Regions from separate parts of the Mus musculus genome. Here region 1 is linked to region 2. The links are chromatin contacts, found by Hi-C or POLR2A ChIA-PET in ENCODE. All regions are on one chromosome and are shown on one strand. The core of a region is the stretch at or near the end of the contact, and the rest is flanking DNA. Distances in the headings are between cores, read along the strand shown. Region 1 holds the start of Lnx2 (ligand of numb-protein X 2). Region 2 holds the start of Foxk1 (forkhead box K1).

What was found. A loop is a pair of places that touch in the nucleus more often than their neighbours do. ChIA-PET counts read pairs that join two places held with the same protein, here RNA polymerase II (POLR2A).
Region 1: a map of regulatory T cell shows a loop between it and region 2 (10-fold over the local background). The contact joins the promoter of Lnx2 here to the promoter of Foxk1 in region 2. A Hi-C loop is called at or near these places in 1 of 37 maps with a recorded cell type or tissue (regulatory T cell). POLR2A ChIA-PET finds 5 or more read pairs at or near these places in 1 of 5 experiments (Patski).

Annotation. Positions count from the first base shown.
Region 1 is chr5:147,075,021-147,078,043 of GRCm38, reverse strand. Lnx2 (ligand of numb-protein X 2) reads left to right here and starts at 1,472. Exons shown (of 10, transcript NM_080795.4): 1 at 1,472-1,626. Polr1d (polymerase (RNA) I polypeptide D) reads right to left here and starts at 698. Exons shown (of 3, transcript NM_181730.4): 1 at 351-698. The coding sequence starts at 376.
Region 2 is chr5:142,400,075-142,402,774 of GRCm38, reverse strand. Foxk1 (forkhead box K1) reads right to left here and starts at 1,278. Exons shown (of 9, transcript NM_199068.2): 1 at 734-1,278. The coding sequence starts at 1,251.

The sequences.
Region 1 (3,023 bases), core at 223-2,722, 4.7 Mb before region 2:
TTAGCCAACTTAAACACGCCAGGCCCGCCACTCGGGACGGCTGGCCCGGTGCGTGACCTTACAACGAGGCAGTTCTAATGGGGGTGGTGGCAGTTTGGGACTTACAGCATGATTCCCAACTTCTCTCCCCTCCCGGATGGCTAGCATCCCTCTGGGCTTTTCTGTTACAAATAAACCCACGGCTCCTCCCTCTTCCCAACCCGGCCCGCTCTACTCTCTCTCCTTCCTTCCCCAGCGCCTGGGGTCAGGCCTAGCCGCCACGCCGGGCCGCAGTCGGCCGCGTGCCCCTTCGCCACCCGCTTCGCTGGCCCGACCCGCCGCCCCACTCCACTCTTCCCCTCCACCCTTACCTCTCCAGCTCCTGATCGTCTTCCATCGCGGGAGGTGGGGGTGGCGGCTCCAGGAAATCCTCAGGTGGCGCTGGCGAAATGGAAGCTCTTCCCCATGTCGCGAAAGGTGCGGGACAAGGCAGGAAGGAAGAAACCACCGACGGAAGAAGCGGATGACGGAAGGAGGGGGGCGGAGCCGCAGCGGCGCGGCAGGGCCCTCTGTGGGCGGGGCTAAACCGGGTCCCGCCCCCGACCACGCCCAGGCGCGGGCAGGACGGTTCACCTGGAACTGCGGAAGCTAAGCCAGCTGCCGGGCACAGCCAGCCGGTCCCCAAGTGCCACTGAAGAGCATAGGCTCTCACCTGTCGCCCCGAGACACCTGCTATTTAAAAAGAGTCAGAGTCGGATCTCTGGCCTGCTAGGCTCTCCAGGAACCCGACTGCCCCAGGGCTGGCTATTCCCAGGACTTGAGTCCTCAGGGGCCTTTCATGGGGCACCTTGAAAAAGCAGAGAGACTGTTGTGCAGAGATGACTCTCCTGACGATACTGTGGGTTTTAAAAATTTTTCTCCCTGGGGTGCAAATGTACATCTCCACTAGGTGCAAGGGCTGCGATGGTCTTTCTTTTGCGAGAGAAGTGAGAGTTTGGAGCACCGCCCTCCTTCCTCGGGAGCTCACGCTGTGGGACTGGCAGCTCCTTTTCCCTTTGATCCCAAGGAACCGCCCTTCTTCTCAGGTGCATCCTCCCAGCTCCCACCTGACCCTGGCCAGGCTGGGTCCCCGCCCCACCCAGCTGTCCCCTCGCCCTGCACACCTACACGTCAGCCGCCCCCCGCCACCTGTTCTCCCTCAGCCTGGTCCCGCAGCCCTCCCCTCCCTTCAGCTGTCCCACGCCCGGCGCGGCGCTCCAGGGGTGCACGCAGACACTTCCCGAGCGTTTTCTCTGTGTGTCTGAGAGGGAGAATCCGGCCGGGAGCGATGGCGGAGGGCGGAACGCGCTCACTCTAACACGGGGGTGATGAGCAGGGCCGACTCGGCCCCTCGAACTCCTTGATTGGTCGAGAGGCTCCGAGCCCGCTCTTAGTCCCGCCTTTGTCCGCCGTTGATTGGCTCAGGTGCGTGTCGGGTTGGGCCTCTGCGCTCGCCCCCTAGGGGAAAGGCAGCAGGGGCGGTTGAGAAGTAAAGTCTTGGCCGGACTTTGCTTCTCGCCAGGAAATCGGCGGCGGCGAGTCCCAGCGGAGCGGAGCCGGGCGGCGTCCTCGTCAGCGCTCCCGCGGGGAGCCCGCCGCTTTCCCTCAGTGAGTTACTTCGCCTCAGGTGCGGGCGGTGACGGGGTGTGGCGTCAGGGTAGGGGGGACCATCTGGGGGACCGCTGGGGGCCGCGTGCTGTCTGGCCCGGCCCGGTGCGGGTGCGGGTTCCAGGAACCCCGATGCAGGTCTGCGCGCCTCTCGCTTTTCAAGACATGGAGGTTTGGGAACGAGTTCTTGCACTTTGCGTCTGCACGTTGTCTGGAGCCAGAGTGGCGCTAGCTAGTTGCCCTCTGGTTTTGTTTCCTGGAAGGGATGAGCAGAGAGGCACCCTCCTCCTTGCCCCAGCCTGTTGCGGGGGAATTCTCACCTTTCTCTTCAGATTTGACATGTTTGGGAGCGTGGGGGGTATAATTTCCAAAATATGAGTCCCGATTTGGAAGCATTTGCGCACAAAGCACCTCTTGGGAAAGACATCGCTGGCTTTTCAAAGCTTTCTGCCACGTTTCACGCAAGGACTTTTTAATGGAGTGTTCTAGTATTTCCGTTTGCATTTAAGAGTGTGTGTTTGCCAGGAGCCTTAAGGACGCTTCCGCGTGGCTTTATCGAATCAATTTTTCTTCTTCTCACTCTGTAGCCTTGGCTAGCCTGGAACTCACGGAGATCCGCCTCTTTCTTGAGTGCTGTAGGGTTAGAAAGGCGTGTGCCCCACACCCCGCCAATTTTTCTTTGGGGAAAAAAAAAAAAAAGCCCAGAAACCAATGGCAAGGGTAGTTGGAGGCAACCGTGAGCTCCAGTTTATCCAAACTGCCTTCACTTTAAGAATGTCACATTCTTTTCAGTCACAGTACTTAGACATTGGCCTCCTTCCCAGGACACAATTTGCGTTTTCTCTAGCCTGTTCAGTGACATAGCACAGACGCAGGATCTCAGTAGGTCAGTCCTGTTTGCTTTGATAGGTTTGAAAACCCTCCCCCACCCACCCACCTTTGGAGAAAAGGACTTTGGCAGGTAAAGAAGGAAGATGGGGGAATCTAGTGTCCTATTTGGCCGGCAGATCATTGTTGAGCTAACAAGGTTTTGCCGTTTTAGCCTGTCCAAATTCCATGTGAGTTTTCCCAAAGGGGTCAAATGTAGGCCAAGTCAAAGCAGCTCTAGAGTCACATTGTTTTTAATTCAGTCCATCCACTAAGTCCAAGGTTTGTTCCTCTAAGCTTCAAGTTTGAGCCTTTTCGTTGTATAAACATTTAGCTACTCCGTGTCTACTCCGCTTTCCAGACTTTGGTGAAAGGGAATTTCTTGCCCAGAGTTGTCAGTGTCTGTATACTTCTTAGTCCATTACCTGAAAGGAAATTGAACAAAGTGATGTGGGAACTTAAAATCATTTCTGCCTAGAATGTGCCAGAGAAATCCTAGGCAGTCTTCAAATTGGCACGGGCTTTCTCTG
Region 2 (2,700 bases), core at 29-2,528:
TGGGAGGAGTGGAAGACAGATGGGGTTGGGGAGTGTGCAAGTGTGTGTGTGTAAGTGTGTGTGTGTGTGTGTGTGTGTGTGAGAGAGAGAGAGAGACAGACAGACAGACAGACAGACAGAGTCAGAGTCAGAGTCAGAGAGAGAGAAAGGGGTTAGAATGGACCCAAGTGTTCAGGCCTGTCCAGGGTCAGGGTGACAGGATTTCAGGCTGAATGGGAGTCGGGCCCATCCAGGGATCAGTGCCCAATGAGTTAACTGGGGAGTCAGGGTTAGTTGGGTCGTGATTAAGATCAGGACAACCACGGGGTCAGAGCCAGGTGATGGGTGAGATCACCAGTAACTTAAGGATCAGGCTCAGCTGGGCCGGGTGGGATGGAGATCTGTGTAACCAGGGGTCAGAGCTAGGTGGGATCAAGACTGGGAGATGGCTAGGGAATCAGAGCCGGATAGAGTCGAGATTAGAGGGGCTAGGGCCTGGCAGGGTCGAGATGGAGGAGGGAGTGACCAAGGGCTGGGACCCGGTGGGAACGGTAAGAAATTTGAGGCTCGACCCAGGTGCCAGACCAGGCGGAGGCGAGTTCAGGGGGTGACCGGGGGGCGGGGGGTTCAGGTTGAGCAGGGTCGAGATCACAGAGTGACAAGGAGCCAAGCTGGGCGGGGTAGAGGTCAGGGGTGGCCAGGGGGTTCAGGCCAGGTCCGGAGAGGGGTGACCCGAGGGTGGCGCAGTACTCACTGTTGGGGTAGCTGCAGGGCGGGCGCTCCGCGCCTCTGGAAGGCCCCGTCCACGAAGACGCCGTTCTTGCCGAGACAGCGAAGATAGAAGTGAGGCTCCTGGAAGCTGAGCTGCAGGTGGCGCCGGGAAATGAAGCTCGACAGGCCCATGCTTAGGTCCACCGAGCCCTGCGACGAGTTGCGGCCGATGGTGACGCTGGGCTGTCGCATCAGGAACTCGAACTCCCGACCCTCCAGGCGAGCCAGGGCAGGCCCGGGGCTCTGGCGCACGGAGGCAGCGGCCGCGGCCACCAGGGCGGGCGCGGTGGTGGTGGCAGTGGCGACGGTGGAGGGCACCGGCCCGGGGCCGGGCTCGGCGGGCAGCGCGGGCGGCCCGGGTGGAGGTTGCGCCGGCGGCGGCGGGGACGTAGTGGCCGGGAAGGCGGCGGCCGCAGCCGCGGCGCATAGCACGGGGCTGCAGGGAGCCGAGCGCAGCGCCAGCAGGGCGCGGGCGCCGCTGTCCTCGCCGACTTCGGCCATGTTCGCGCAGCTCCGAGCGGCTCCGGTGGCGGCCGAGGCGGCGCGGGGCGGGGCGGGGCGGCGCGCGCGGAAACCCGGGCTGGATCGTGGCCTGGAGCGGAGCCGGGACACCGCAGGACCCTCGCGCTGCGCGCGCAGCTTCCACTCGAGGTGGGCGGGTGCAGAGAGACACAGAGCCCCCTCCTCCAGTCCCGAAGGGTGCTTGGATTCATCACGTTTTTAGGGGTGTCCTATTGAGGCTGGAGTTTAAAGTCCAGGGATGCTTGAAATGGTCTCTGCTCCTTACTGATCGTTTCTGCACAGCTACTCTTTCTGTGCTTTGCTTTTTTTTTTTTTTTGGTTTGGTATAATGTTGCAAATTACATTTTATTCATTCATTTATTTACTTGTGGTTCTTTACCACGTGTGTGTGTGCGCGCGCGCGCGCACGTGTGTTTGTGTGGTCAGAGAGGACAGCTCTCAGCAGTCTATTCTCTCCTACCCTGTGGGGTTCTGAGGATGGCATTGAGGTCGACAAGCTTGGTGACAAGCACCTTTATTTACTGAACCATCTCGATTGTTCTTGTTTTGTTGTTTGAGATCCTGTCTCATACCAAGGCTAGCCTGGTTTTGAATACCTAGATCAGGCTGGCCTCAAATTCATGATCTTCCTGTTCCAGCTTCCTGAGTGTAGCTATTAAGGTGTGTGCCTAGCCCTTTAAAATCAATTTAAAAATTCATTTTTTAAAGACAGGGTCTATGTATGTAGACCAGATTGGCTTCTAGCTGACGACCAACCCGGCTCAGGCTCCGCAATTCTTGCTGGAGTCACAGCTGTGCACCACCACAGCTGGTTCCCCTTGCTCCTTTTAAGGCGAACAGTTCTGCCTGTTTCTAGGGACTGTGGACACCCGAAGATTGACGGTAGTTGAAAACACTTAAATGGTGAACTTGGCACCATGTGAATCCCTTGAGAATTTAAGGTCCTGCACTGGGATGCTAATTCCCCCAAGTCTTCCCCCAGGACCTGCAGCGCGCGAGTGCATGCACACACATACACACTCGATTTCTCACATTTAATAATGACTGAAGGAGCTGACACAGTTGGTAAATTGCCTGATGGCACTCATCCCCCAAGACAGGAAAGTTCATTCCCCGGGACCGACTTCAAAACCCATTGAGAGCTTCGATCTTCCCAGCGCTTTGGGTAAAAGGTTGACAGATAGATCCCTGAAGCTCATTGGCCAGCCTGCCTAGCCAATCAGTGAGCTCCACGTTCATAGTGGAAACACTGTTTCAAAACAAAAACAAAAACACGAATAAAACAGGGCTAAAGGAGCACACAGTTATTCACGCCTGTGCATGCACCGGCGCACGTGCACACACAAACACAAGTGCAAACATACACACACAAAAGAATGTCTAAAAATAATGATTGAGAATAGAGATAGACATAGGTCTTGCCCTCAG